Regions from separate parts of the Homo sapiens genome. Here regions 2, 3, 4, 5 and 6 are each linked to region 1. A link is a loop called in an ENCODE intact Hi-C map of the cell type or tissue named here. Cell type or tissue: Caco-2. All regions are shown on one strand.

The links. A loop is a pair of places that touch in the nucleus more often than their neighbours do. Peaks named below come from ENCODE experiments on the same cell type or tissue, not always from the same donor. Only the 100,000 strongest peaks of a DNase experiment are listed, where the experiment ranks them.
Region 2: a loop joins it to region 1, with 6 times the contacts of the local background. A loop is called at or near these places in 2 of 110 quality-filtered maps.
Region 3: a loop joins it to region 1, with 5 times the contacts of the local background. A loop is called at or near these places in 3 of 110 quality-filtered maps.
Region 4: it touches region 1 in a loop (5-fold over the local background); 3 of 110 quality-filtered maps call a loop at or near these places.
Region 5: a loop joins it to region 1, with 8 times the contacts of the local background. A loop is called at or near these places in 2 of 110 quality-filtered maps.
Region 6: it touches region 1 in a loop (6-fold over the local background); 3 of 110 quality-filtered maps call a loop at or near these places.

The regions. Positions count from the first base shown.
Region 1 is chr7:13,015,301-13,020,300 of GRCh38, reverse strand. The region is part of intron 1 of LOC105375158 (a long non-coding RNA gene); the gene reads right to left. Among named protein-coding and RNA genes, the nearest start is that of ARL4A, 330 kb to the right of the region's middle. RefSeq lists enhancers at 2,560-3,175, 2,485-3,684. In Caco-2, no CTCF peak of the experiment used is centred here; DNase peaks (open chromatin) are centred at 2,800, 3,490 and 4,000; H3K4me3 peaks cover 1,824 bases.
Region 2 is chr7:12,636,480-12,641,479 of GRCh38, reverse strand. It overlaps SCIN (scinderin), which reads right to left. Exons shown (of 16, transcript NM_001112706.3): 11 at 963-1,133. Among named protein-coding and RNA genes, the nearest start is that of ARL4A, 49 kb to the left of the region's middle. RefSeq lists a silencer at 822-1,116. In Caco-2, CTCF peaks have their summits at 2,204 and 2,418 (motif pointing left); a DNase peak (open chromatin) is centred at 1,009.
Region 3 is chr7:13,112,919-13,117,918 of GRCh38, reverse strand. No RefSeq gene overlaps it. Among named protein-coding and RNA genes, the nearest start is that of ARL4A, 430 kb to the right of the region's middle. In Caco-2, a CTCF peak has its summit at 585 (motif pointing right); no DNase peak of the experiment used is centred here.
Region 4 is chr7:12,940,861-12,945,860 of GRCh38, reverse strand. All of the region lies in intron 1 of LOC105375158 (a long non-coding RNA gene), which reads right to left. Among named protein-coding and RNA genes, the nearest start is that of ARL4A, 260 kb to the right of the region's middle. In Caco-2, no CTCF peak of the experiment used is centred here; a DNase peak (open chromatin) is centred at 3,030.
Region 5 is chr7:13,183,244-13,188,243 of GRCh38, reverse strand. No RefSeq gene overlaps it. Among named protein-coding and RNA genes, the nearest start is that of ARL4A, 500 kb to the right of the region's middle. In Caco-2, no CTCF peak of the experiment used is centred here; a DNase peak (open chromatin) is centred at 2,933.
Region 6 is chr7:12,798,889-12,803,888 of GRCh38, reverse strand. No RefSeq gene overlaps it. Among named protein-coding and RNA genes, the nearest start is that of ARL4A, 110 kb to the right of the region's middle. In Caco-2, no CTCF peak of the experiment used is centred here; a DNase peak (open chromatin) is centred at 2,458.

The sequences.
Region 1 (5,000 bases):
TGTCTTTCTCATCTAGTTAATGGTAACTGCACATTCTACTCAAATACAAAAAAATCCCTTGGAGTCATCTTTCACTATTTCTTCCTCTCACTCCCTCTTACAATCTTTCAGTAAATCCTATCAGCTTTAGCTTCAGGATTTGACCAAATTTCATTATTTTCAGCGCTATTACTTGTGTCCTACTTGCATCATTTCTTTCCATGGTATTGCAATGGTCTCCTAACTGGACTCTCTGCTTCTGCTCTTATCCCAAATAATGCTAGTTTTGGGATTAGATTTAAGATTAGTCCTAAGATTAGTCAGAATGCTAAGTTCAATCATGTCATTTCTGAACCCAAATCCCTCAACCACATTTCATGTGAAAAAAATTTTAAATGTGAATTACTTTTGATCAAATAATCCCATTTTCAAAAAAAAAAACACAAATAATGAGAAGAATATGTAGATCTATATCCATAAGGATATTTATTACAGGTTTATTTATAAAAAAAGAAAAACAAGAAAAATCAACCTAAATATCCAACTTAAAAGGCTTATAAAAATATGGTATAGCTATATCATGAAAATAGTACAACTGAAAAAATGCAAACGGAAACATCGTGTAGACTAATAATCACTTTAATCATGTGGTATGGAAACACGTGAAATCAACCACCTTGCCAACCATATTGATATTAATAACCCAATTTTTTGTAAAATATTATTTAATAATTAATGAATAAGTAGATATACATCAAAATTAAAACTATCTCTGTGTCTAGAAAATAAGAAAATTGTGTTTTTTTTGTGGTGGGGGTTGTTTGTGGTTTGAGAGATTTTTTTTTAAATTTTCACAGTGAAAGCAGCTACTTAATCCAAAAAACAAAATATCTATGATACATACCTACATCTAGGGAGCAAGAAAATCCTGTTGTTTTCATCCAAACCACAGCTTTTAAAAAGCAAGACAAAACTTTAGGTGACAAATGTATCATAAGTATCATAATTCCTACCTTAGCACTGCCTGAGTAAGACTTCACAGGAAGTTTAGAAAGATAATCCAGAACTTCAAGACTAAAACTGTACCAGAAGAAATTAGATCTGTTGATATATATGTATTTTAAATCAACTACAATTATTCATTTATGTCCGTTCCCATTTGAAATAGCTGCACTGAGCACCTGAGTGGCTCTGGAGTGAATATGTGTAAGATCTTAGAAGAGGCCACATGTGTTTGTTCCTGACTCAGGCCCTCAGTGGCTGAGCTGAAATAGATGGCCTTCCATGGTGATTTTGAACAAAACAGTTTTGAATTGTTTTAATCCAAGTCATATATTGTGAACTTTCCACCCAAGGTAGACCATTGCTTGCGGACGTAAGAAACATTGATATTGAAGTGCAAATTAATGGGGCAGATACAAATAATAATTTTGCAAGTGTGTCTCCTGATTTATCAGATTCATAATTTGCATTCATCTCACCAATTTTCTTATTTAGCTTATTTCTTAGTTATTTCTTGTATTTCAAAAACATAGGAGAGTACAAAAGTACTGTATTCATTTTAGTCTTTCATTTATTGAAAAACTATTCTATCCTTGCCCAGAATGTGTTATTTGGATTTGCAAGAACTGGAAAGTAGCCTTAGCATTTTTTATCTTTTCATTTACAAATAAAAATCAAGAAATTATTTTAAAAATGAATTTAAGTGCAAAATGCAAGAATTACAAATACTAGCTCACTGAATCATTTTTTCATACCCTAACACATATTTCAACTCAGTGTAAATTTTAACATACAGTCAATCCTTAATTCAAACATAACAAAGCAAGTAATCTTTAAATTAATTTGCCAAAAATATTAATATTCTGCGTGAATATTTAATATTGAATACTTCTTTAAAATATTTCTTTAAAATATTCTACATAAATATTTTTTAAAAATAAATTTAAACATACTATTTGGCTATTTGTAAATAATTTTTTTTAATATTAGAAGGTATCTTTTTATTACACAGAAACTCAAATCAAGAAATAATTTTTAAATCCCTAAAAAGGGGGCAAAATATATTTGTAAATATCTCTCCTTAAAGGAAGACAATTCACTTTAGGAAGGTAGAAGAAATGAAACCCTGTGGAAACTGCTGCAGGGTAAGCTTCTCACACAGTAAGGAGGCAGGGCTAAATCCTAAACTCAAGAGTTCAGATTCTATTTCCTTAAGACCTTTGTGGTTTTATAGTCTGGCCAATTTACACAAAGAGGAAAACAGAAAACAAAGGTAGTCATTGCCCTAAACATTACTTGTGAAAATTTAGAGCCACATTTTTTCACCTTGGGTAGGAAGAAAAAAAAAGAAGAGGAAGAAAGAGACAGAGGGAAATAGAAAGCAAGCAAGCAAAGGAGCTTATTTATCTCCAGAAAATTCATTATTTTCCCAATGGTGGGTAAGCTGGAACAGGAAGGCAACACCAGTTTTATTTTGGATGATAAATGTTATCTTGTGCAATTTCACATATAAGGTGTGTTCCTTCTCCTGCCTACTAAGTTAAGGCATGTGGGCGTCTGAACATTTGGCTTAGAGCTAAAAATGCCACGCCGAGATTTGTCTTTGCTCTATAGGACTCAAACTGGCAGAAGAACATAAACATGGTATGTAAAACTTGGTGTTCCTGCTCCTCCTTTAAGACTTAAAACAAACAGACTGGAATCCTACAGCTGTGGATGACTCAGATCCACAAAGGAGACAACTTCAAAAGCAGCCTCTCTAGTCTCCCTTTCATCCTATCAGTAGCGAATTGATTAGACTGCTCTCCCATTATCCAAAGCATTCCACACTCTGTGGGCCTCACACAACCTTTGTGTGCTAGAGAAGCTGAGGCTCCCACACAAAGAAAAAGAGAGAAAGGTCACCCAGGACTGGCAGGTATGGATCTCATTGAAAGCAATCACAAAAATCACATTGAAAAAAATCTATGTAAATCAAACTAGATAATCTGTGCAATATCACTAACTGATTCATTTTCTTCACTTCAGATCTTCAAATCTTGTCCTTTAATATCTGTTTCTTGACATTTTATATGTAATGTACATATATAATGTATTGGAGAGAAAAGCAATTATGAAGGCGGCTTTTGAAGTCTGTGAGTCATGTGAAGTTACAAAGTTCAGTGAGAAACAGCTTGAAAATGGAAATTCAGTCAAAGATGAGTGATTCAACCTGGCAAAGCTTTGTTAATCGGTGCTTTAAAGTAACACAATGATTAAAATATAATCATTGTTTTTTAAATTTTTATTTCAAAATATCTTGCCACCTTCTTAGCATAAGGATATATGCATTTTAGCTGAATGGATGTTTTTCAAAATCTGTTTGTGAAGAATGTTAGTGAAACAGGAAAGGTTCCCTTGTCCCCCTTGGAGGGCGTGCAACAGGGTGACTGGCTTGCTTCTTCATTGCCCACTTCTCAAACCTCTAGGGGAGCATACAGACGGCAGGCTGTGAGGCTCCGACCCCACGTCAGTGTCTTGGGGTGAGTGTTTACAGCTGAAGCATCGGTGGGTGTGTGTTACAGGGTACTCTCTTAGTTGGCCATCTATAGGCGGCTTGTGTCAACCAGCTCAGTTAGACCCCCTTCCGTATCACAAGGACAGGGGGATTTCTGTATCCTAGGATTTCTTGCTTTGGTGTACTGGAAGAATCAGATCACATGTGGGCTTGGAGAATGAGTGCAAGGTTTTATTGAGTAGAAGTACCTCTCAGCACATGTGGGAGCCAGATGGGAGATGGTTTTCCCCTGGACCAAGTGGCTGGACTTTTCTCTGACTGCTCCAGCCAAACTCCATGTCCTTCCGCTGGTCGATGGCCTGCAGGTGCCCATCAGCGTGCTCGTCTGCTGGCGTGCTCTCAATGACCAGCCACTTGTGTCTTCTTCCCCGGATGTGTTCCTCTCCACATCTAGCTGCTTCTGTGTGTCTGCCCACTAGGGTCTCGGGTTTTTATCAAGATGGGGGCATGGTGGGCCAGGGTAGTCCTAGAAAATGCAACATTTGGGCAGGAAAGCAGGAGTGGCTGTCTTCACCTAGGCCCGTGGGGGTGGAGCCCTAGCCAGGGACCCGCCTTTCTCTTACCCAGCACTTCCCTTCCCCCTTCCATATAATTTAAAGGGACCATGCTCTTTCCTTCCCAGCACTCCCCTATCATTAGCATGGTTATTATGTAAGACTTGCTATGTCAGCAAATAAGTTTATTGTATCATACACGAATTAGGCAACTTTTATCGTCTTTTAAGATGTAAAGAATTCCATCATCATAACAAGCAATTCCGTGCAGTTGTGAACACACTCTCTGTTCTATGGCTGTGAGTTTGAAATGTCATCTATAATCTAAAGAATGGATGAAGTTTAGATTTCTTGGAGTTGGGCTATAATAAACTCAAGACATCATCATTCTCTGTAACGCTCATTCCTGGCTCTATGGTGTGGATACATAGTTACTGGATTTCTCAGGTGTTCCAGGAAATGCAATTTAAAGGAAAGGAAGAAAGGAGACATCTTTCTAGACAGCTTTAAGCTAGTTATTTTTCACATTTCTTTTCTTTGTTAATATAAATATTTCAAATACAAGATAAAAAAGGAGGTCCAACCTATGTGTATATGAAGCCATAGACGTACCACCAGATGCAATTCAGGGGTCTAAACACCATAGCTGAACAGGGCTGCCTTTGCACTTGACATAAAATGCAGATTATCTTCCAGTTCTACTGCCATTTTCTTTCCTTCTATTGATGAGTTTTCTATTACCTGCTGGACTATTGTGTTACTAGTAGTAACACACAGTTCTTTGTACAGAAGGACCATCCACAAAATAAGCAGTCCTTTAGCCGTTGCAAAGCCTGTTTTTAGAACTAAATACATTCTTCCCAAAATGTGAGGGTTTTATCAGGTTGGTAAAGGAAGAAGTAAAATATAGAGAAAAAGAAGAATATTCACTTTTGAGCCTTTGCATTCCTTAAATAACAACAGTCCTT
Region 2 (5,000 bases), 380 kb after region 1:
CTAGAGGACGGAAAGTCTGATATAAAAGAGAGAGGCAAGATAAAATCAAAGAGGTAAGGGTGAGCAGGGAGGGAACTTGTCCAGCCCCATCCCTGAGGCCATGGTGAGTGGGTCTTGGGAAAACACAAGTTCCACTTGAGAGGGCTGCCAGGGAATCTGTCCTCAGAGGACAGTCGTAGAGAAATCAGGTGCAGGGAGAGGGAGGCTTAGAGAAGAAGTTGCAGGTGGAGGGATGAGATGACCAACCCAAGTTTAAGGGGTCTGCTGATTGACTTGTATGGAGGGCAAGTTTGAGGGACAGCTCCAGGCTTGATATGCAGAGCATGCCAGGCAGCGTAAGGGTGATGTGGAAGACCTGGATTTCAATGGTGACTGGGGTGACAGGATTGTCCTAAGGTGAAAGCACTTAGCCATTTAAAAACCTGGGCAGGCTGGCCTTGTCTATACCTGGAGGTCTTCTTATCTTATGGCACCATGGCATGGGGTTTGATCCCAGCTGCTGTCAGAAACAGCTCATGGGGCCAGTTCAGTTATGGTTCTGGTCCAGTGTGGTGGGACATGCCTCCCATATTTGTTACACTTGGGCAAACGAGGGCCTTCCCTCTCAAATGTCTCCAGTGTGATCAGTCACCTGACCATCACCCATGATCTATCCACCTAAGGCCTTTCAAGATGGAGCTTAAGCAGCCTCACGCTTTTGACAGCTAATTTGTGACAGTATTCTTAAAAATTTATCTGTTTGGGTTCAATGTAATTGAAAATTGCGAAAGGCCTGGTATCTGGAGTTTTACTTTTTACTCAACTCTCCTGCTTTAAATGTTTTTAAAATTTTGAACAGTGGATTAATTATAGGAATGAAGGGAGTTTATTTGCCAAGTTTTTAAAGTCTAATATTTGCTGATGGCTCAGGTCCATTGGGAAGTCCATAACTAGGGCATGTTTTATGGAATGCATGACATTACCTCCACAATTCTGGTGATAGATGCCAGGTTTCTCCGGACTTGAAAGAGGCGTGTAGGGGGAGCAGGTGCCTGACCTCCTTTCTTTGATGTTCCATTCTTGTAAATAATGAGCGGTTTGTCTTTGAACAAACTCAGTAGGTGAACAGGCTCTTTGCCTTGGGAGACTCGGATCTGATGGGGGAGAGGGGGAATAAAAGAAATATAATTAAGAGTGCTGTGAAAGAAGGTTTTAGTTCCAAATGTGTTCTTATGTTGTCTTTTTGAAAATAAAACAAAAAATAAAAAGTCAAGAGCAGGAGGAATGATGATTAACAGAACATATAGGTTAATGATAATTAATTTTCCCTGTTGACTTGAGAATCTTTTGTTATCGCAGGCACGGTGTCCATGAGTAGTTTCTTGTCAGGGGAAACATCACCATGCTCCAATACTTTCTGTTTTTGAAAAGTATGAAGATGTAAGTCTGTTCATCTACATCTCCGAAAGAGAAAAGGTGCTGGTGTCTGCGACCTTATGTGAAAATCACTCTTCTTTCAAGGGCACCAGTAACACTTACAGATATTTACAGAGGTACTAGAATCTCACGTGTTTTGGATCTGGTTCAGAAGGTTAAGAGATGTGCATTCAAATGCTTCACAACATAAGATGACCCCAAATCATACCCATTATTTCTATATCTCTGTATTTGTAAAATAAAAAAATTACACACACACACAAAGATTGCTATGCAAGCACTAAAAATGGGCAAAAATAAACAGAATATGTTTTCTACTTTTTAACTTACCTATAGAAATGTAATAGTAGATATGCTCAATATAAGAAACTTTAAAAAATACAATATAAAGACTTTTCAGGATGAGGAAATTGAAAAAAAAAGGGAAATTATTTTCTTGATTTTATTTATTAGCCCCAAATATTGGATTAGAATTTCCTATTTCTCACACAAACTATTGATGCATTTACATAAAGAGTTCAAATTTCATGTCAGTCTCCCATTGTTTTCATTTGTTCTGCCCTGTGCTAAAATTGAACTGTCTCACTTCCCCTGGTTTGTCTTTTTCTAGAAGCCAGGTGAATGGGAATGCTGATGCATGTACTCATTACATGCATATACATACCTGCATATAGGGAGGCCGAAAGGCATTGAAAATAATTGACTTCATAAATATATTTCAATTAGTAGGCATTCAAATAAGTGAGCAGCAAATTATGGAAACGTTTTGTCAGTTATAGTCTCACAAATACCTAAAACTGTTAGCTTAGCATTTCATATAACATGGAGAAAACTTTAATTGCCAACATGAGAGAAAGAGAAACACTGATTAAGGCCCATCCCTTACTGTCAAAGGAGAATAAGAAAGAAAAAAGGCTGATTAAAATATGTTCAATATGGTTAATATATTCTACAAAGGAGCGTTGAAAACCGCAATACTTTAGTTTTTTCATGCATTATTGTAAGCTACTGCCATCTAGTGATTAAACTAAAAATTACCATTTTGTTGTCAATTTAGGATTCAACCGGCTAACAATTCATGGTAACTCATTAATCGAGTGCATCAAATATAGTACTATGAAATATGAAATATGTAAGACAATGCATGTCTTCATAGTTTTTTAATAGTTTGGTAAGTAATACCTTAAAGATCAACTAAATTCCATAGAATTGAGTGCATTTAAAGAATTCAGTCATTTCATTAATTTATTGATTAAAAGTAGCAAGTTAACTTATTTTTAAAAAGTTAACATGCGCCTTTAAATTTAGATTTAACTTGATTTTTGTATCTACTAACTTGTATCAAGATGGAAAGGAGACCAGCTGGAAGACCAACTTCAGCCTTCACATCTTATACTTTATGTTCTGAAGTGTCTAACTTGCCTCTCTCTATTTAATTATTACATTAAAATAAGCAATTACACACTTACAAAGATTTGAAAACAAGACAGAAAAACCCTTTTGTACCATATAGAGTCTTAGCTCCCTTGACATCAGGAATGAGGAAGTTAAACAGGCACAACCATGTAAAGGGAGTGTTTAATGCTGCTGTATCAGAAACATCACTGCATTGGCCAAGTAAGCACCTGCTTTCAGTTTGAACTCTAATCTGTAAGATGCTTTTCCCACCAGATGGGAGCAGATGGCTTCTCAGAAACTGGCCAAAGACAACAGGCAGGCAGAAAACAGGCAGCAGTGTGTGCAGCTCCAGCTAGGAAGACACAGGGAATGAGAGAGAGGGAGAGAGATAGTTCCAGCTAGCTGTAGGAAAAAGGAACAAGAAAGTACTCTCTCACAGAATGAACGAGAAAGCAGACGGACACATTGGGGCACACTAGAGGAAAATAGGGTCTTCTTGAAGTCTGTATGTCAGTTATACAGTAAGGGAATCTAAAAAACAAAGACCCAAAAACTTTTTCATGGTAACTAATAAGCGTCCTGAAACAAGTAGCAGATACTCCACCATAAATATAAAAGGAGGAGCAGTTGAACTTAGGAGAGTACAGAAGATTGAACCAGGCTAGAAACAGCAGTCTCTTAGACACAGTGAGGAGATCTAGAACTAGACATTGATATCGTCTGATATTGTATAACATTTAAAGTTTTATAATAAATAAAACAGCATATTATCTCTTCCTGTCCCTTTTTCTCTATCTTAATCTGTCTCTAGATAGAGATAGCTAAGATAGATAAGTTAGATAGATAGATATACTAAAAAGTTGACTCATTTATAATTACATGAAATTTTCATTTTGAATTTGGATTCAGTCATTCTCGACAAGTAATTTTTTATTTCAGAAATACCCAAGTAAAAAAATACATCTCTCCTCCCTCTCAATCTCTCCTCCCTCTCACACTATCCTCTCCCTTGCCCTTCCTCTTCTCTCCTCCTTCTTACTTGTCTCATTTCTTCCTCCATGATTTCCCTCTCTTCTCTTCCCCCTCCTCTCCTCCTTACTTGTCTCATTTCTTCCTCCATGATTTCCCTCTCTTCTCTTCCCTCTCCTCTCCTCCTATCCCTTTTCTTTCCCCTTTCTCCCTGTCTTTTCTCTTTGTCCCTCCCATTTCTGTTCATCCTTTCTCCCTCTCCACCACTTCCTCCCTCACTTTTGGGTGTTGGACTTTGTTTCAGTAAAGATTCTGGTACCTAAAAGGGAAATATAAGGACCCATGCTATTTTATCAAGATTTATTTCTGTTTACTTGTGCAAAACATAACTTACGCATGTTTACGATTTGAGAGTGTAAGAAAATGCATCTTTTTTTAACCTATTAATTCGAATTGTTAATCTGTGCTTGTTCTGCACTGTTGTATTTATTTCTCATTGTTGCTGTAACAAATTACTATGATTTAGTGGCTTAAAACAACACAAATTTATCATCTTACAGTTTTGGAGGTCATAAGTCTGAAATGAGTTATGGGGCTAATTTAGTAACTGGGCTAAAATCTGGAATAACAATTTAGTCACAGGGCTAAAATCAAGCTATTGCAGGGCTATAGTCCTTTCCAGAGGCTCTAGGAATCAATCTATTCCTTGCTTTTTCTGGCTTCTAGAGGTTGCCCATATTCCTTTGCTGGGGACTCTCTTCCACCTTCTTTTTTTTTAATTTTATTTTTTAATTGATTAATAATAATTGTAGATATTCATGGGGTACATACAATGTATAGTGATCAAATTAGGGTAACTAGCATAACATCATCTCAAATATTTATCATTTCTTTGTGTTGGGAATGTTCGATATCCTCGTTCTAGCAATTTGCAACTACATAATATGTAATTGTTCCTTCTATCCTCAAAGCTAGCAATCGCTGGTTGAGTCTTTCCCATGCTGCATCCCTCTGACTCTGTCTGGCTTCTGTTTTACTTACAAGGACCCTGGTGATTACGCTAGGCCCACCCAGTAATCCCAGATAATCTCCCTAGTTTAAGATCTGCTGATGAACAACCATAACTCCATCTCCGACCTTAATTCTCCTTTGCTTTGTAACATATCACACTCACAGGTCCTGAGGATTAGGACATGAACACCTTGGGGGCATTATTC
Region 3 (5,000 bases), 98 kb before region 1:
TTGTTTTTGCTGCTCCAGAGAACCACAGCATGCAGCAAAAGATTAAACAGCTCATTTTTGTTTCTTCTAGGACTTCAAAGAATCAGTTGGTTTCCACATCAAGTTCAAGTTTATGCAAAGTAGATTTAATTGCTTGTCACTCACACTGGGAAATGTTTCAAACATGGGTTGTTACTTAAAACAGTTTCAAGTTCATATTTTTCAAATCTCCATATTCACTTCAATATAAATGCACTGCAAAGAATAAATTCTTAAAATCAGAAAACATATCTAGCTAAGAATTAGGAAATTGAAATTCTAATAAGCCAAGTTTTCTTTATTTTGTTTTGTTTTTCATAATATTTTTTCTCTATATTGGCCAAAAATGTTCGAAGTGACTGTTGGGAAAATATACAGCAGACTAAGGACAAATTCATATAATATTATCTTAATTTTGGAGAATTATTCAGATGCACGTTTTTCTTATAGAATAACCTGTCAGACTTCAGAGGAATAATCTTTCTAATTTTGTTTTCAGACATTTCCTCCAAAAGATTGCAGAGAAAATCTTCCCACATATCCTGGGGCATACTTCGATGTGCCATTAGAGGGTAGTATTGTAACTACAGAGCTGTTAACCAATATTATTGATATGCCCAGAGGATACCACACCCCCATCACCTATAATCATACTTCCTAGGTACTTTAAGCAAATGAACACTCTAACAGACATTATAGTTGATTGCATACAACTGAGTGCTGAAGACAGCACTTTATGTCTGTGTTCATAATAACTTTCAAATGAATTGGCAGCTTATCTCAAATGGATAAAAGAAATGATAAATCAAAAACTGCAGTACAGGGGAGAAACTCTACACCATTCTACCACTTATGCAATGGAAGAGCCTAGAAAAAAAGAGAGAGGAAAAGTACAAAATAATTTAGCATCTTATAAGGTTGATGAACCTAAATCCAATGATTCATCATTCTGCCACAATCTTGACCCAGTAAATGTGTTATGTGTTTTGTGGGACATACATATACACATTTTTTTCCAAATTCAAATTCAAAAAGAGAAGATAACTGAAACAATATACACAAAGAAAAATATTACATAATTTTGCAAGTGTTGTATCTATATACAGATATAAGAAAAAGCAATATGTGGATAAATATAACAAGAAAAATAATTTTCATCCTCACTAAATTTAGATTTCTCTTTTGGTCTTGTAAACTTGCCTATGAAAACTATCAAAAGAAAAATTATTTGAGATCTCCCCTGAAGAAAGAGATGGAAAATGGAGGCTTGTGATATCCCTGCTTCCCCGGACCCCTCATCTTCCTTACCTGAGTGACATTGTGTCAGAAGAAGAGCATGGTATCTGTTGTCACTCACTAGCTACAATACTGTGGATTCTCAGAGCCTCAATTTCCTCAGCTATGAAAAGATGGTTATAAGATTTACCTCACACAGTTCTATTAGGATTATATTAGGTTACGATTATAGAAATAGTAAGATACAGAGAATGACACACAGTAGAAATTCCACAAGTGCCATTTCTTTCCATCATCCCCTTTGAAACCCAATAAGACTGTAACATATTTAAAGGTCACAATTTCAGATTGGAATTACAAAACCAAGAGACTTAGAGGTAGAATATAGGTTTTTCTGTCTGTTGCCACTTTTACATAATGAAGACAGTTATTTAACTTGTTAACAAGGAAAAAAAAGTAAAAAGTATGCTAATGGATGTGTAGTATTGCAAGTATCAAAATGAATTACATTTGATCTACATAGTACTTCTTTCCTCCAGCTATATCCACTGCACTGTAATCTACTTGTGGCCTATGTCTTACCATCCTTCTATTTCTGTATTCCATGTGACATATGGAAGCTCCCAGACACCCCTCCACTCCAGCATACTGATGACTTAGCAATAACTGGGAGAAAGGTAGTGATGGAGTAGCTAAAGAATTTTAAATTCCATATGAGGAAATATTTATCACTAGAATATAACCATTCCTACATAGAAACCTTTAATCCAAAAGTGTCTTACATCTCCAGGGTTTATGCAATCTGAATATTGAGAAGATATTATTTTAAATTTCCATAAAAGAAGTAAATTATTGTTAACTAGGACATAAAATATGCAGAGACTCCCATTTCTCCACTCTTTCTTCTAATAGTTGGACAGTTTCACAGCTGCTACAAACATCTTCGGGTAAAATTTTGTGTGCTTGGGTGGGGATGGAAGTGATTGAGGGTAGGGGGTTTTAATGCCCATAATCCCAGGCAGCTGAATTCCCCAAATGCTTCGGCTGCCTGGATTCTTTTCTTACTCGTGGGTATGTAGCAGAGCTAAGCCTTCCCTCCATTCCTACTTTAGTCTTTGTTTTCTGAAGTCTGGCTCCCCAGCAGAGGGTACTCCAAATGAATTCTTGGGAACACAAAGTTCCAATGCTGTCTGTGCACTCATTTCTGACACTACTTATGTACAGCATTGATGGATTAAAGATACTGATTTTATCTCTGTGAGGAAAAAAAAGAAGGCAGTTTGCGTGTCTTATCTTGTTATGTTGCAACTCCTTTTGAATCTCTAAGAAGCCTTTGCTTAAAGGCAAACATGGATATGTGGCGATGTTTTAAAACCCACTCTGTATCCCTGGCTTTTCTAGAAGAGTCCAGTGCAGGGCAGCCTTGGGAGGTAAGCTAGGTTTCATTTTGTCCCATTGCTTAGAATGAGCCCTGGATTAGAAGTCAGGAAATCTGAATTAAAATACAAGCTCTGCTTTATTGAGTGATCCCCTAGGAGAGATACTGATGGCTGCTGATTAGAGATAAAAGTTAAGAGAAGTCATCAGAATCCAGATGATATCTGACATTAGAGCTGAAGAGAATTGCTGACTGACTGAAAGTGGGGTTATGAGGTAAAGAGTGAAGCCAAGGATGATTCCTTTTTTTGGTCTGAGCAACTGGAAGAACAGAGTTTTGATTTGCTAAAATGGGGATGGAAGGGCTGTGGCATGAGCAAGTCTTGGGGGTAAAACAAGGAATTTGGAACCTGTTAAGATTGAGATGCCAATTAGACATGGAAATGCTGAGCTGGATACCTAAGTCTGGAGTTCAGAAGAGAGATCAGGACTCAGTGTTATCAGTGCATTGAAGATATTTAAAGACATTGGAGGCCGGGTGCACTGGATCACGCCTGTAATCTCAGCACTTTGGGAGGCCAAGGCGGGTGGATCGCCTAAGGTCAAGAGTTCAAGACCAGCCTGTCCAACATGGTGAAACCCCGTCTCTACTAAAAATACAAAAAATTAGCTGGGTGTGGTGGTGGGTGCCTGTAATCCCAATTTCTCGGGAGGCTGAGGCAGGAGAATTGCTTGAACCCAGGAGGCGGAGGTTGCAGTGAGCTGAGATCGCACCACAGCACTCCAGCCTGGCGACAAAGTGAGACTCCGTCTCGAAAAAATAATAAATAAATAAATAAATAAATAAATAAATAAATAAATAAATACAGACATTGGAAAAGAGTGATAACTGAGGGAATTAGTGACAGAAGAGAAAAAAAAAGTGTGACCATTGAAGATAATCTAATGTTTAAGGTGGGAGGAAATAAGGAACCAGCGAAGGCAATATGGAAGGAGAGGACAATTAGGAAGACAATTAAGGCAAATTGTGGTCTGGGAGACCAAACAATGAAAGAGTGTGTTTCAAATTGGAAGGAGCAACCACTGCATGAACTGTTGCTGACCGATGGAAAAAGGTGTCTGTTCTGTTGACTCTCCTATCCCCTGCTTTGAATAAAGTTTCCCCTAAATAAATATAAAAATACAAGCCTTTGCCTTTGATTGTGTGACCTTAGGAAGAGTGATTTAGAATCCATAATTATTTTTCTCCTAATAAATGGAAATATGGTCGTACATTTTATTTACTATCCACTAAGTACACAAAAATTGGTCTTATAAAAGATAAAATTGCATTGGGTAAAATCAAGAGCAAATGAAAGATTTTTAAAGCTTTCCTGCAAACTTGAAAAGAGTTAAAGAGAGTTAACATTGGGCAGCCTGGTTTTCTACTTTCACTGAGATACACAAGAGCCAGGTGCTTCCCAGCCAGTCTCCAATAACTGTCAGCCAATCTCTTCCTAAGCCATAGGGAGCAAATACACTATAGTTAATGTGAAAAAGTTAAGTATTTCCCCAAAATCTTGTTGGTTTGTTTTTAAATTCAGTTGTTAAGAACCCACAACATTTTAAGGCAGAAAAAAAAATTAACAAAGGGAAAGTGTGGTGATGGTGCTATAGTATTGATATGTGTATTGTGATTGGTACTGATTGAACTTGTAGCATAGTACCAACAAGAGTAAGTTTTCCTAATAATGATACAGGATTAAATAATTTTTTTTTTTTTGGACGGAGTCTCGCTCTGTTGCCCAGGCTGGAGTGCAGTGGCGCCATCTCGGCTCACTGCAAGCTCTGCCTCCCGTGTTCACGCCATTCTCCTGCCTCAGCCTCCTGAGTAGCTGGGACTACAGGCGCCCGCCACCGCGCCCGGCTAATTTTTTGTATTTTTAGTAGAGACGGGGTTTCACTGTGTTAGCCAGGATGGTCTTGATCTCCTGACCTCATGATCCACCCGCCTCGGCCTCCCAAAGTGCTGGGATTACAGGCGTGAGCCACCGCGCCCAGAAGAATTTTTAAAATGCAAAAAATAAAACACTTTTTATTCTATATCTGGAGTGTCCAATCTTTTGGCTTCCCTGGGCCACACTGGAAGAAGAATTGTCTTGGGCGATACATACAATACATTAACACTAATGCTAGCTGATGAGCTTTTAAAAAACTGCAACAAAATATCATAATGTTTTAAGAAAGTTTACAAATCTGTGTTGGCCCACATTCAAAGGCATCCTGGGTCATATGCAGCCTGTGGGCCATGGTTCGGGCAAGCTCATTCTATATCATTCAGTTTATTAAAATAGATTCCGAGGTTTATGAAATTGATCACAAAAGCCAAC
Region 4 (5,000 bases), 74 kb after region 1:
CCCAGAAAACATTTTAGCCTTAGATAAGAAAAATTATAGAAGTTTATAGAATTAAACAAGTTCCTAAAATAGAAATATAAATTTAAGTTAACCACAAAAAATACATTTTATTTCTCTACGATGACTCAAAAGGGGTATTTACATGTGTAAAAATGTATCTTTGTGATTGAAAAGATTATGTGAATTCACTTTCTTCACTGATGTAGGTACAGAATACACTTAATACCAAATAATTATTTTAGATATGTATTTTAATGTCATATCAACAATTTATTTTCCTGAATCTAGTAAGTCAAACTATTAAACTGCCCTCTAAAAATTATTTCATAGTACATTTACACTATTTGAATAATTGAAAGATCAATTTACATATGACTAACCTAAATTGTCCAATGAAGTATTATTTTTATGAATTTTGCTAATCACACAGATGAGACTATTTGATGGGATTAATTATTTGATCTCAGATATACTTAAAAATGAAGGAGATTCTCTGGAAGAAAATTTTCCTACATTTTTATATTATTTCCCTCCCATTGTTATAAGTAGGCTATTGGTTCTATGCATGCTCCATAAGTGGATGTACTGCTGTATATGAATGTGTTATGGCTGGGGTGAAGAGAATTTAGAAGTAAGCTAAACTTGCCAGGCCAAGTCCAAGGATCTAGGCGGAATAAATAAAGTCCTGTGGACAAAGGATACACTTAAAAGTCAGTGTGTGAATTGTGAAACATTCCTGGGAAGATGAATCTTGAGTTTTGGCTCTAAAGATCAGTGTGGTTATTTTCATTCACTGACCAAAGATAGTCTAGGCAAAAAGGTAACGTGTGGAATAGAAGGGAAGGCATTCAAGAAGTTCAATACAAATTAGTCAATATAAAATTGATGACAGAGAATCCACGCATAGATTAGATTTTAAAATGCCTAAAGGAAGAGACACAATCAGCATTAGGAAAATATTTTCTTAGAAAGCAAAGCCCATGACCACTAGGCTTGAGTGAGAGGAAAAAAATATTATACAAAAGTGGGGAAATTCCTGGAAGAATTTTAGAATATTAAAAAAAAGTTTGGTTGGGCGCCGTGGCTCACATCTGTAATCTCAGCACTTTGGGAGGCCGAGGCAGGTGGATCACAAGGTCAGGAGATTGAGACCATCCTGGCTAACACGGTGAAATCCTATCTCTACTAAAAATACAAAAAATTAGCCAGGCGTGGTGGCGGGCACCTGTAGTCCCAGCTACTCGGGAGGCTGAGGCAGGAGAATGGCATGAACCCAGGAGGCGGAGCTGGCAGTGAGCCGAGATCGCGCCACTGCCCTCCAGCCTGGGTGACAGAACGAGACTCTGTCTCAAAACAAAAAAAAAAAAAAAAAAGTTTATCAGAGAGAATACGGTGAGAGGAAATTGGCATGCCAACCAAGATTCTGGCACAGGCATACAGAAGTAAAAATCTGGGTGCAATATTGAAGTTGGGGATTGAACCTCAAGAATACAGACAGAAAAAAACCCTGTCCAATCATAATTCGGGAGCTAGTCTAAATGACAAAGGTAAAGGTAAAATATAGATAATCAGGCTAAAACTCCTTGAAAACCCCTCCTGCTTATATTAAGATTATTACTGAAGACAACAGTGAGTATGTAAAAATTTGGGAATATCCACAAATGTTGGGAAAAGAAGAGCTAACCAGTGTTGGTAATTTAGCAGAAACTATAGCTAGGTCTTAAGAACCAAATCTACATTGTTACTCGTAACATGGAAACTTCATTTATTTATGCACTATGCATTTTGTTCTATGAATGATCAAGGCTTTCACAGAGCAGTGGGTGAGTCAGAAGCAAACCAACAAACAATGGTATATGATCAAGGCTTTATTTCATTCGAAGGATGAGTGCAGGTAGGAGGCCTAACCACAGGTGGGAATGTTTCTCTGAGAAGGTAATGTTCCTGCTGCTGGAAAAGAGGTATTTGGTAAGGAAGGGAGTTAGATAAGACAGGTAAAGGGGACAGCACAGTAAAAAATGTGTGAAAATATTGCAAAATCACAAAGCTGTAATACAGTGTGAAATAAGAAAATTTATTTTAATTTAGGCATTTGAAGTCTAATCCTCCCTCCATTTTACCCAAGATCATCTACAACAAAAATAAACAACTGACTTGGTGTCTTAGAGCAGTCACTTTTCTACTGTCTGGATTTCCTTAGTGATAAAACAGGTATAACATCTATCATATTTATCTAGTGGAATGTCAATATCTAATGGAATGTAAGGTTCAGGAGATAGATAGATATGCTGTGTTAGTTCATTCTCACACTGCTATAAAGAAATACCCAAGACTAGATAATTTGTAAAGGAAGAAGGCTTAATTTACTCACAGCTCTGTATGGCCGGAGAGGCCTCAGGAAACTTACAATCATGGTGGAAGGAGAGGAAAAGCAAAAGCACATCTTACATGGTGGCAGATGAGAGATAAGAGAGTGTGAGGGTGCAGGAAAAACTGCCACTTATAAGACCATCAGATCTCATGAGAATTCTCTCACTATCACAAGAACAGCATGGGAAAAACCACCCCTATAATCCAATTACTTCCCCAGTTCCACATGTGGGTATTACAGGTCCCTCTTTTGACATGTGGAGATTACAATTTGAAATGATATTTAGGTGGGAACAGAGACAAACTATATATCATATACATGATATATATGACATACATATATATGGCATATATGTCAAATGTAAAACCCCAAGCCATTTTTATAAGGCTGCTTGGTATCTAGTATATAGGCACATATAGAATTCTTCACGCTATCCCCCACAAAGACAGTGGGTGGATGGGAATCTAAGGTAACCTATTTCCAGCCAAGTCCAAGATAGGGTAATAAATGTCCTGGAACTACCCAGGTGGCAGCTATTTCTGACCACTGAAGACTTGGAATACATATCTGCTTATCTGTTTTGTGGTCTTTATTCCAAGTCCAACTCTCTCGTTAAGGTCTAGGTTAATTATTGCCTGAGCCAAAACAAGCTGGCAAAGCAAAAAATCCAGCTGAAGAAATCCAAACAAGCTATTGTTGACATAGCTAACATCATGTCTGCCTTGAAATTTTTATAGGGCTTAACTACTTGCCAAGCACTTTCGCCTACAATAATTCACTTATCCTTGCACTCATCCTGTAAAGTGAGAAAAACAGATGTCACTGTCCCATCTTAAAGGTGAACACAGCAGACTCTGCATTAAGTGACTTGTGCAAGGTCAAGTTACGAGGAAGGCTAGAACTTAATTATTGTTTAAGTAAAAAGGCAGTGTTTTTTCTTACTGTGACCTACATTCTATCTAAAGGCCACCTAAATCACGAAAGAAGGAATGTACCTGTTTAAAATGCCACATTCCTTTCTAAGTTCACTTAAACTTCTACATTCCTCCATTGGAGAAGTAGTTCATTTCAAAATATTTAAAGTGGTTAAAAATAGCTTTTTTGTCAAAAACCACTTAGTGTTTATTAACAAATGGTTATTAACGTGTGTAACAGTTATAAAAGTGTGGCTGGATGCTCACTTTTAAAAGAGAGGGGTATTTTATGTTTGTATATGCTTAACCAACTAGTCTAGTACATGATATAGGCAGAGAGAAAGATTTGGATCCCAGCCAATAATTGGCACTGAATTATAAAACCCTAAGAGAACAAGAGAGTGAAAATTTCATATAAATCTGTCTGTTTTGAATCAAATTGGATAAGAACTCATATCCTAGTTGACATATTTATAAACATATTTTCTAAAATATTTAAGTATCTTGAGAAGGAGGCATGCTGTATAAAACCTGAAAACCTTTATCTGGCTCTTTTTGTCTCATTGATATTATCCATGTTCTTAAGCAGATAAAGTCATTCTGGCTTCTGGAATATCCCTACAGGAATAAACGGGGATATCTCAAGATGTCAAGATTTTGGTGGATTGTACATGAGTAGATAACTCGTATTTTCAAATCGTTCTTAGAAGAGCCCACAGGCAAATAACTCTTCGAATCGTACAAAGATATTTAAGTCAGTTTCACATAGGATGAACTGTACAGACTTGTCGAGTTCCCGGCTGAGTTTTCACGTGTCCTTCATTAAGTACATGGATCAGCCTGAAAGGAAGTCAGGTTCTGCTTGTGCAATCTAGTGTGTTTATACCTTTCTGTTTGACAAGGAGGCTTTTTGTTGTCTAACTCTGCCTGTTCACACAAGTGAAGGACAGATATAATCTCAAACTCATATACCTAGCAGAAAAAGAAAATAAAATTGAAATCTACGTATGCAGAGTTTGATTTCCTACCTTGTTTTTTTTTGTTTTTTTGTTTTGTTTTTTTTTTTTCAGGTAACTCCCAGATGTTCTCTCATTTAACAGAAATTGTAAAGGCAATTATAAATATGTCTATTCATTAAGAGCATCAACATATTTAATGATATTGGTGCATTCACCAGTTATATTTATATTGTGCTTTTCTTCAGTTTTCCAAATATTTTGAAATATTATAAAATTAATAATGTACATTAAAGAAACTTAGAAATATAGGTAGGAGAATAAATCACCCCAGTCTCATCACTCACCTGGTCATGCTGACATTTTAGAAACTTTTCAGACTTTTCTCCTATGTAAATATATCATCATTTTCATCATATCGTAGATAACCTTAACATATTTTTTAATCTTATATGCATTTCTTCCGTGTATTCATTTGTTTCCTCACTCTTTCATTTATTGCACTCAGAAATGTATATTAGGCACATAACACAGATTAGTACTCTGCTAGATGCTGGAGATTAAACAAGGAAAAATGTAGTTCTCATGTTCATGGAGAACATGCCCAGGGAAAATAAAGACTTGTGCATTAGAACTTTCCAAACAGTTTGATAAGTGCTGGAATAAAAAACTATATTATAAAAGCACGTAGGCAGAGTTCCTCCTGGTAGGGGAAAAGCATGTGTAAAGGACTAAAGACAAGAGAGGGCATGACTTCAG
Region 5 (5,000 bases), 170 kb before region 1:
AGATAGCAAAAACATTAAAAAATTCATTTTTCCAACTGTGATTTAAATTCCCACATTTGATATCTGAGACAGTCATGAAGTAGTTTAAGCAAAATAACAGATGGCAGTAATTTAATTTAGCTCAGTTATTTGTAGACATAATTCTCAAATTTGAAAGCATGGTGGTTAAACTCCACAGTTACTCTGCAGAAAATTTTGAGACAAAATCATTATTAATACTAAGATCTGCTAATAGGAACAACTACCACCCTTTTCCACCTCCCCAAAAAAGTTTGATTTATACCCTTGCATGTAAGCACAGTTAACACTAGACTTAAGTTATTCCGCTTTTAGAAAGCACTAGAAATGATACATTTTCCTAATAGGTTTGAATGAGTTCTCACATTTTTTTCATGCATTGGATGTGACAAACCAGCCACCCTAATGTACTATAGCACTAAAGTAGTGCTTCAAATTAAACCATTGAACATATATGTTTTTAGTAACATGTAAAAGGATTTATGACTTATGGTAATGGATACATATTTCTTGAGGTAGTTCATCGAATCGAGATTTCTAATAAATCTTCTGATATAAAACTTTTTATTTTTATTTTTTTGGTGAGATGGAGCCTCACTCTGTCACCCAGGCTAGAGTGGCACGATCTCAGCTCACTGCAACCTCCACCTCCTGGGTTCACTGACAATTTAGAATGTTAAATATTAAGCTGTATTTGTGGGAATATCAGTCTTGTTAATTGCATCCCAGCATATTATGCCTCCAAATGAAATTTTGTATTTATCATAAATATATTAATTTTTTTCAGCAAAGCATTATCAATTCTATGGTAGGCTATATTATAAAATTATAACTAAATATAAAAATGTATATTAAAATATAATTAGTACATATTAATGTATTATGAAAATGAAATAAATGTCTTAGGTGATATTTTCTCTAAAATTCAAACCCATGACAATTTTCAAAAATGTTTTTACTTGATCCTATTCAATAGTAACCCTAATCTTGGAAGACATTCTGCAGAATTTCTACTTAAGAACATTGAATTCAAAATAGATATAGCTGACATCATGTGACATGTATGTTCATGTTGTTTGTGTGTATGTGTGCTTATGCAAGTTGGTTTGTGAAAGTGACTTATATTTGTCTTTATCTAATATTCTCTAGGGTTAAGACAAAAAATGGAACCAAAACTGCCTATGGTATTAATTCTCTTATACTGATTTGATTTATACATTTTAAAAATAAATCAGTGTATAGTCAATTAACAAGACTGATATTCCCACAAATACAGCTTAATATTTAACATTCTACCTAAATTACTGTCTCCCCTTCATAATACTTGTCATTATTGTCAAACCCTGTATGTTATTATTTTCTTTTATTTTTATTAAGGTGTATACTGTGTTTTGATATACATAATGAAATGATTAGCACAGTCATGTGGTAGATGATTTGACAGTTTTTAGATTCCACATATAAGTGAGAGATCATGCAGCATTTTTGTGTGTGGTTTATTTCACTTAGCATAATGTCCTCCAGGTTCATCCACATTGTCCCAAATGACAGTATCTTTTTCTTTTCTTTTCTTTTCTTTTAGACAGAGTCTTCCTTTGTTGCCCAGGCTGCAGTACAGTGGTGCAATCTCAGATCACTGCATCCTCTGCCTCCTGGGTTGAAGCAATTCTCCCATCTGAGCCTCCTGAGTAGCTGGGATTACAAGCGCACACCACCACACCCAGCTAGTTTTTGTATTTTTAGTAGAGATGGGGTTTCGCCATGTTGCCCAGGCTGGTCTCAAACTCTTGGCCTCAAGTGATTTGCCTGTCTCAGGCCCCCAAGCGCTGGGATTACAGGTGTGAGCCACCACACCCAGCCTCATCTTTTTTTAAAGTAGAATATTTCATTTATATATAAACCATGATTTTAAACTGATTCATCCATTGATGGACACTTAGGTTGTTTCCATACCTTGGCTATTGTAAACCACACTGCAATGATCATGAAAGCAGTTATCTCTATGAGGTGCTAATTTAATTTCGTTTGGGTTTACTGGGTCATATAGAAGAATTTGAATTCTTTGAGCACTCTCCATGCTGTTTTCCATAATGGCTGTACCAATTTATATTCCCACCAACAGTGCACAAGTGATTCACATCCTTGCCAACACTGGCTACCTTTAGTCTTTTTGATCAACAGCCATTCTAACAGGTATGAGGTGATATCTCATTGTGATTTTAACTTGCATTTTTCTAATGAGAAGTGATGTTAAGTACCTTTTCATATAACCGTTGGCCATTTGCATGTCTTCTTTGAAAAAGTGTCTACTCAGGTCCTTTGTTCATTTTTAGATTGCGTTGGTTTTCTTTTGTTGTTGTTTGCTATTAAGTTATATAAGTTCCTCATGTATTTTGGATGGGAATCTATTAGATTTATGTATTTTAAAATAAAATGGAGCTCTAATGATGGTCTGAGTTGTGCAAAGGGTTGTAGTAATGAAGAATGAGATGGAAGCATCTGAAAGCTAACAGAAAACATTTTAAAATTTTGTAAACTTAGATGAACATATTAGCCCCAATTGTAAATTTAAAAATTACATGAAAATGATAACGTATGTTTTAAAATGTCTTTGATAATATTTAACATTAATGATATATTAAGTAACTTAAGAAGTACTTAAGAAGAGGGCCTTATAAAACTATGTAAACTAGGGTAGGGTAATAATCATGTTCTTTGTTTTCTGTATTTTATGATCCTTTGACCTCTTGGGGGCCTTGTTGGTCAATGAGAACCTGCCCCTCCCAGGGCTACTTAATTCCCAGAGTTAGCAAACAACTCCCCTGTGAGCATGCCTTTCATATACAAACCAACAAATTCAAAGTCCATATTCTAACCACCTCCTTCATCTAACTCTCTTACACCAAGCCAATATTTCCTCTGCCCTAAGTCACCCCAGGGCCAGGTGCTGGACAACTGGAGCTCTCCCTGTAGTAAACTGTAAATTGTACTCAATAGTAAGTTGGGTAAACATAGGATAGGATAGTTGGGGAGAGTCCACTGAAGTTATTCCAACTATCCTATCCTATGTTTACTCAAATTTACCTTCCCTGCATTAGTTCGTTTTTACACTGCTATCCAGAACTACCTGAGACTGGGTAATTTATAAAGAAAGAGGTTTAATTGACTCACAGTTCCACATGGCTGGGGAGGTCTCAAGAAACCTACAATCATGGTAGAAGGTGAAGGGGAAGCAAGGCATGTCTTATATGGCAGCAGGAGAGAGAGAGGGGGATTGGGGGACCCACCACACACTTTTAAACCATCAGATCTCTTGAGAACTCACTATCACAAGAACAGCATGAGGGAAAATGCCCCCATGATCTCATCATGTCCCACCACGTCCCTCCCTTAACAGGTGGGGATTAGGATTTGAGATCGGATCCCTTTTGGGTGGGGACACAGAGCCAAACCATATCACTGCCTCATTCATGTCTTCTCATGGAAACCACAATAAAGGCTCTGGGCCATAATTTCCCTCACTCCTCTGCCTCCTGAATGACCCTGGGGCTTCCCCATGTGGCCCTGTATGGTGTGGCATGCCCCCTTTTCCTGGAGACTATGAGTAAGAAAATTCCCTTGAGTGGCATTAATCTCACTGGGTTTCAATCAGTCACCTCTATAAATTAAATCCTACTTACAGTCAAAACAGGTAGTAATACCAATTATAAATTATAAAAGAAATACAACTTATTTCTGCATTTGCTTCACTTCTAGTAATGATTCTGTTAATACAGTTTTTGTGCAAACTAACTTGTTAGTGTACCTCTCCTGATTAGTCTCTGAACTGTTCTTTTTCTTCTCACCAAGTTGTTTGTTGTTCCTGTTTCTTTCCTGCTACCTATTCATCTATACTTATTCCATATGCTTGCCATTCTGTGTGCCTTTTTTCTCATTTATGCTAATTTACTCAAATTCATATATTTACCTAGTCTGTGACTTCATGAGAATAAAACTAAATTAAAATTTTATCAAGCTTATCTTATACCCTGTGAAAAGTCAAAGTCTAAATGGTATGTTAGTTCAAAGCAATTTTATTCCATTGGACAACTGTCTATGCTTCTGTGAATTAGTCTCTAAGGCAGTCTTATAAGAATCAGAATTCTCATATTCAGGACATCATTGTGTGAATCAAATATTTAAACCTGTAGATATTATAAACCAAATATTTTCTTACTTGCTGTACTGTGTAACACTCTATTTGTCCATCATGTTTATTAGCGCACTTGAATCTCCCTTTTCCACTAGTTTGAAAGCCGTAGAATGGAGAGACTTCTGGTAAAGCCTAGCTGGGGCTTATAATCTGCCATCATCTTGTCCTGACTATGTACTCAGATACTGAACAAATTCAAAGTCAGGGGTTTACTTGGGGCACGTTTATCGGAGATGAGAAAATGCCCTTTGTGAAGACCTAAATATTTTAATGTCTTCTTTATAGCTACTTTCCATTTTCATTTCTCAGAATCAGGCAGATTGATAGAAACAAGAGTAATTTTGAAGAAAATGTCAGAATAACACACTGGGAAGATATAGGTATGTATTAGTAGAGTGTCTTTTCTTGGTTCATATAGATGTTAACTAGAGAGATTCTTGAAATGAATCTGGTTTATTGTAAGTTTGATTGCCTACACACCCCTAGCACATTCTATCACACAAATGACAGCTTATACTTAATAAAAGAGGCCACTTATTTAAAAGCTGATTATTCTGAGAAAATCCTTAACCCAATTCCCTGTTTAAATGAAAATAGAAGGACTAGACTTTTACAAATCGTCCAAGGAATGCATTTCTGCTTTCTAAAGAAGGGAGGGTGGGATGAATGTGACCCACCTTTCCTCACACATCTTCCCAATTTAGACCTAGAAATTAAGATGTATAAGTATCTATAATAAGTGTTTTCCCATGGGTATAAATGTTGTCCCAGAGACTATGAAGAGGGCAAA
Region 6 (5,000 bases), 220 kb after region 1:
GTAGAAACGAATCTTTTCTCTTTGAATTATTTTGTATTACTGGCCACACAGTAAAAAAGCGAATTCTGTCCGTCTGTGTTCACATATGTGTCATAACTGCACTTATTTGCTCTGCAAATACAAAGTTTAATGAGTGTAGACACTTGTACATCCATCACCGGGCTTGTTATACTCTAGGTTAATGCAGCACCAATCAAACGGCAGATATCTAAAATCTTGCCAATTCTCTGTGAAACATGCATGGTTTAAGTATATTATTATGTTAAACAAATAGAAGATGGCCAGGAAAGACGAATCCGTATCTTAAAACAATTGCTGTCAAATGAGTAATATGAAGTAGAAAAGGTATTTAAAGTTCAAATTAAAGTTTACAAGCCTTGGGAAGAGGAAAAATTGGTATTTTCAATGTTGCTTTGCCACATTCTTTAGTCTTTTGTTAAATAAAAATGCCAAGAGAGTTAAAAAATAAGAATTCTTCTTTAGCCTAATAAAAGTTTCTTGTTTGGACTCCATTTTCATATATATTAAAAAAAATAAGTTCTGTCTGAAGGCTGGGTTTTTAAGATTGGGCCAAAAAGAGACCACACCTGGTATGGCCTTACATCAATGCCACCATCATTCTGGGCTCCTAAATGTTCATGAAATTTCTTCTTCTGTCTAATCTTGCCTCATCAAGTCTCTTCAAAACCAAATCTAAAAGAGCCAGATGCAACAGGAAGAAGAGGACTCATAGAATTAGCAGATGATGTCTTCCTACTATTTGTTTAGTTTCCAGTAGTCTGAAGTGCGACTTTTCCAGTATGCAGACTAAGGGGTTTAAGGAAACTCTATAACCCAGATAAAGCACTGAGGTCAGAAAAATTGAAGAGAAATTCATCATAATTAAGAGCACAATTGTTTAAAAAAATGCAAATTTATTTCAACAACTGTATTTGAATATCTTCATGAAAGTGCACTCCATACATCTGTTTTCCTCCTGTGGCTATTTTCTCATCTTTCTCCCATGATTTTGGATCCTGCCTTCCAAGTAACATTCATTAAGCATTCAGCAAGATCATACAGGAGGTTTAAACAATGATGATTGTTATTCAGACACACCTCAAATCAAAACATGTCCTAGAAAACATAATAAATTTTGGAAGCCTGACTTACTAACCTTGTTAACTTGCATTACAGGAATGAGTCCTCTTCTTTGATTCCACTCTGTTTATGTTGTGTATAAATCAGGATTCCAATACAGAACAGATAGCACACTCAAATCAGGATAACTTGAGTAGGATGTATTTACAAAAAGACTATTTACAGAGGTGTGGGTGTAGGAGAATCACAATGGGTAGTGTAAGAATGCTAAGTTGGTAAGGAGTTAACACCCCTAAGTCCAAAAGGACACAGGGAAGAAGTTATTGAAACTGGGAGAGAGCCATGTGGAGAAGTTCACCTTGAAAGGGTAAGCGACCTTCCAAGGAGAGCACAGCAGCCCTAGGGGATCTGGCAGAGTCTCTTTCCTTCCTCTGTTTTCCAGCACACCAGGAAGCAGGAGGACATGGGAACCTTGATTGCCTCAAGCAGCAGTGCCACCTTAGGCAAACTTCCCATAAGCTATCAAGGGAAATAAAAACATCTAGATCTTTCGCAGTGGTTCTCTAAAGGCTCAGCCTAATTAAAAGCCAGAGGGTGCAGGAGCCAGGTGATAAAGATTATAAATGAGTCATCATCCTGGGGCAAAGGCAAGCATGGAAAAATGAAGTCTTAATCAGAAGATAGTCAACATACTCTCTGTGCCTACACATACTCCTTAACACACAAACAGACTCAAATACATCATTGAAAAGCTCTCAGAAAGGAATTTTCCTTGGAAATCACTTCATTGATGTCTTTCATGTTCAAAATTTCCACCATTAGATACTTCAGATATTTAAAACTTCTGATAATCTATAAATTTTGGATAGTATTGGTAGTAAAATGGAAAGGAAAAAAAGAAACTAAGTTTTTGAATACTAGCTCCTTTACATATCTTATCTCACTTAATCTTCAAAATGACTCTATTAGCTATACATTATTATCCATGTTTTACTGATAATTTGAAACTCAGATAGTTCAAATAACTTGCCTAAAGCCACATAGGAAATACAAGGGAAATCATAGAACCCAGGCCTGCCTGATTCTAAAGCCTATTCAGCTTATACTTCAGCACTGCTGCACTTGAGCACTTTAACCCAAAATAGTTTAATACTTTCCTGGCAGAGGACAGGGCAGGTAAGAGTTAACTAAAGATATAAAAGGGGAGAATTGGTCGTCCGGAGTCCAATGTCTATCAGGTAGAATATAAAAGGGAAATTCCTAAAGGTGAAAGGACTGGGATAGTTAGGAAAGAGTTGATATCTAGGGAGAAATGGAAATAAAAGGAGAGATTAAATACAATCTGTGCATTCCTCCCACTGCCCCATCTTGTTAAACCAGCCCAGCCACTTTTCAGTGTCCATGGACTTTGCACCTTAGGTTTACACCCTTCCACATAGGAAGCATTTTATAATGTCTGCAGTGATGCAATACCTCACCCCTAATAATAATTTCAACTGCCTCCCATCTTGCCCTACTCTTACCTGCAATGGACTAATGACTATCTTGAGGGCCGATGACTCTCCCGGTTGTATCTGACTTTGTACACGTGTGCTGTGACAGTAAAATTAAACCTGCATACTCAGATAGGAGGATGTTCTTCTCAAAGAGTTTACATCTTGATAGCATAAAATGAGTCAGTGAATCAAGGCAGGGATAACGATTTCATAGAAATCATAAAGGGAATATGCTATTAGACTTGAGAATTAATTTGCACAGAGAACCAACAACGTGGAACCCAAATATGAATGTGTCCTCTCTGCTTTAAGGAGTCTGCAAGCAAGAAACCATTCCACAAGCAAGAAAATCCATGCATCTGTCATTTTTTTCCCAGAGGCAAAAAAAAGCAACTGGAAGTGACTAGCAAGAAAGATTACAGAGTTATGCTCTTCTTCTTCTTCAAGATGGACTCAGTGCCCTACTATGGCATTCAATATTTTCTTTTTTAGAACAGAGCTAGAAACCTCTAAAAACAGAACACAAAGAAATAACTTCCAGGGTTGGGCAGGCACTCCCTGAGCAATGGGGAATTACCAGCATACTTTTATTTTTGACTCAAATTCCACAGTTGTCATAAGGCCAAACATTCTTCTACCTTCTTCCATTTCCACACTGGATTCTACAGAACTTATTTGTGAACGATACGTTTACCCAGCTCGCCTCCCTGCCTGAACTGTGAAATCATTTCAAACAGCTAACTGGATAAAAAGCTTAAAATAGGGTGGCCTTTATTCTTTATCAGCTTAAAATTGCCAAGCAGCAGCCAACTTAAGCTTTGAAGAAATGTAGAAGATCTTTGGAGCTATTTATATTTTCTTTACCATCCATGGAATGATTTAATTCAGAACTACAGTAAATGAGACTCTAGATCCTGGAGTATTTTTGATCAAATATCTGGATGGGCTAGGCTACTTTAAATTACTCATATGGTTCAGAAATCAACAGTTTGCAAATTGTTTGGAAACTGAGAGACAGTTTGAAAACACTGTTTCTCCATAAAATTCATACAAATCATAGTACATAATAATATGCAATATTTATATTATGATCAATATGTACATATATTGATGTGTCTTGATGCAAGAACTCCTAGTCTGTTAATGAGGAATGTAGGATTTAAGAAGTCTCTGCCACAAATTACCTGGGAATTTCTGGTGATGTCACTTAAACCCTATGCCTCAGATTCCTTTTCTGTTAAATGAAAAGGTTGGATTAATACAGTTTTCAAGTGACAATCTGAAGAGGATTCAGCTCTCTGAAGGGGTGACTTAGCTGCCATTACTGGAGGTGGCAATTAGGTCTTCTCTCAATCCCCCTGCCACCCCGCAACCATGATCACCATCAAAGCAGCTCCACATTTTTAGTTTTTGTGTCAGATTTTGCTTGAAGACCACTTTTAAAATCTTTAAAAGCACTGACTACTGTATCTCTTTGACCAAATTTGTGACTCTGAATTTTCATTTTCATTGACATATGGGTGTGTTTTTTTGCAAATCAAATATCATTTCCTCTGATGTATGAAATAGGTATTAAAAAAAGTGTGTCCAACAAGATATATATGTACAACAATGATAATCATATTTTATTCTTCTGAAAACGAGCAAACTCCTCTGCTTGGATATATTTCTATACTTTTCCTGATCCTAATGCTCTACTATTTACATTTGAACAGTTTAAGAAGACCTAAGTGGGTTTTAAAAGTTGGGTAGGAACTAACTGGTAACTGGCAGAATAACATCTCTCTTTGAAATGACTGAATTATATAATTGGTCCTCCAAAACACATAAATATACAAATATATTCTCCACACCTCCCCCATGTCTCCTTAGAAACATGCATTTAGACAGCCAAACAAGAGAAATGAAGATAAGTAGTGGAAGTAGACCCAGGATTGAGAAAGGAGTATGATTTTTCTGGTTCATCCCTCTGAGTTTAAAACAAAAATGGGGTAAGTCTGGACCTTACTCGACTAAAGCTGCCATGAAGGCCAGCACACAGATACGTATGTGCAGGTGTATAGAGATAGAGCAGGGAGGAAATAGAAGCCTAAATCCCTGGGGAGAAGCCCAAAGGAGGCATGGTTATGCTACCAGTCCAAGAAGAACTGCCAAAAGAACCCAGAGAGCTAATCCTCAAATTGGAAGCAGAGCCATGAGTAAACTGAGGACAATAACATGAGGTGCCAGCATTAAGTTAGAATCAAGGGACATTGAAGAATGAATTTCCTCAAGAAAGCTTATCTCAGATGACATAATTTTCAGATTTGCCACACTATTTTTGATGGACTGGAGCCTATCCTTGAAGTGTACCACACATCTTGGAGAATGGGATATATACAATCTTATGTGTGTGTGACTATTACTTTGACATTTTAATGCTTT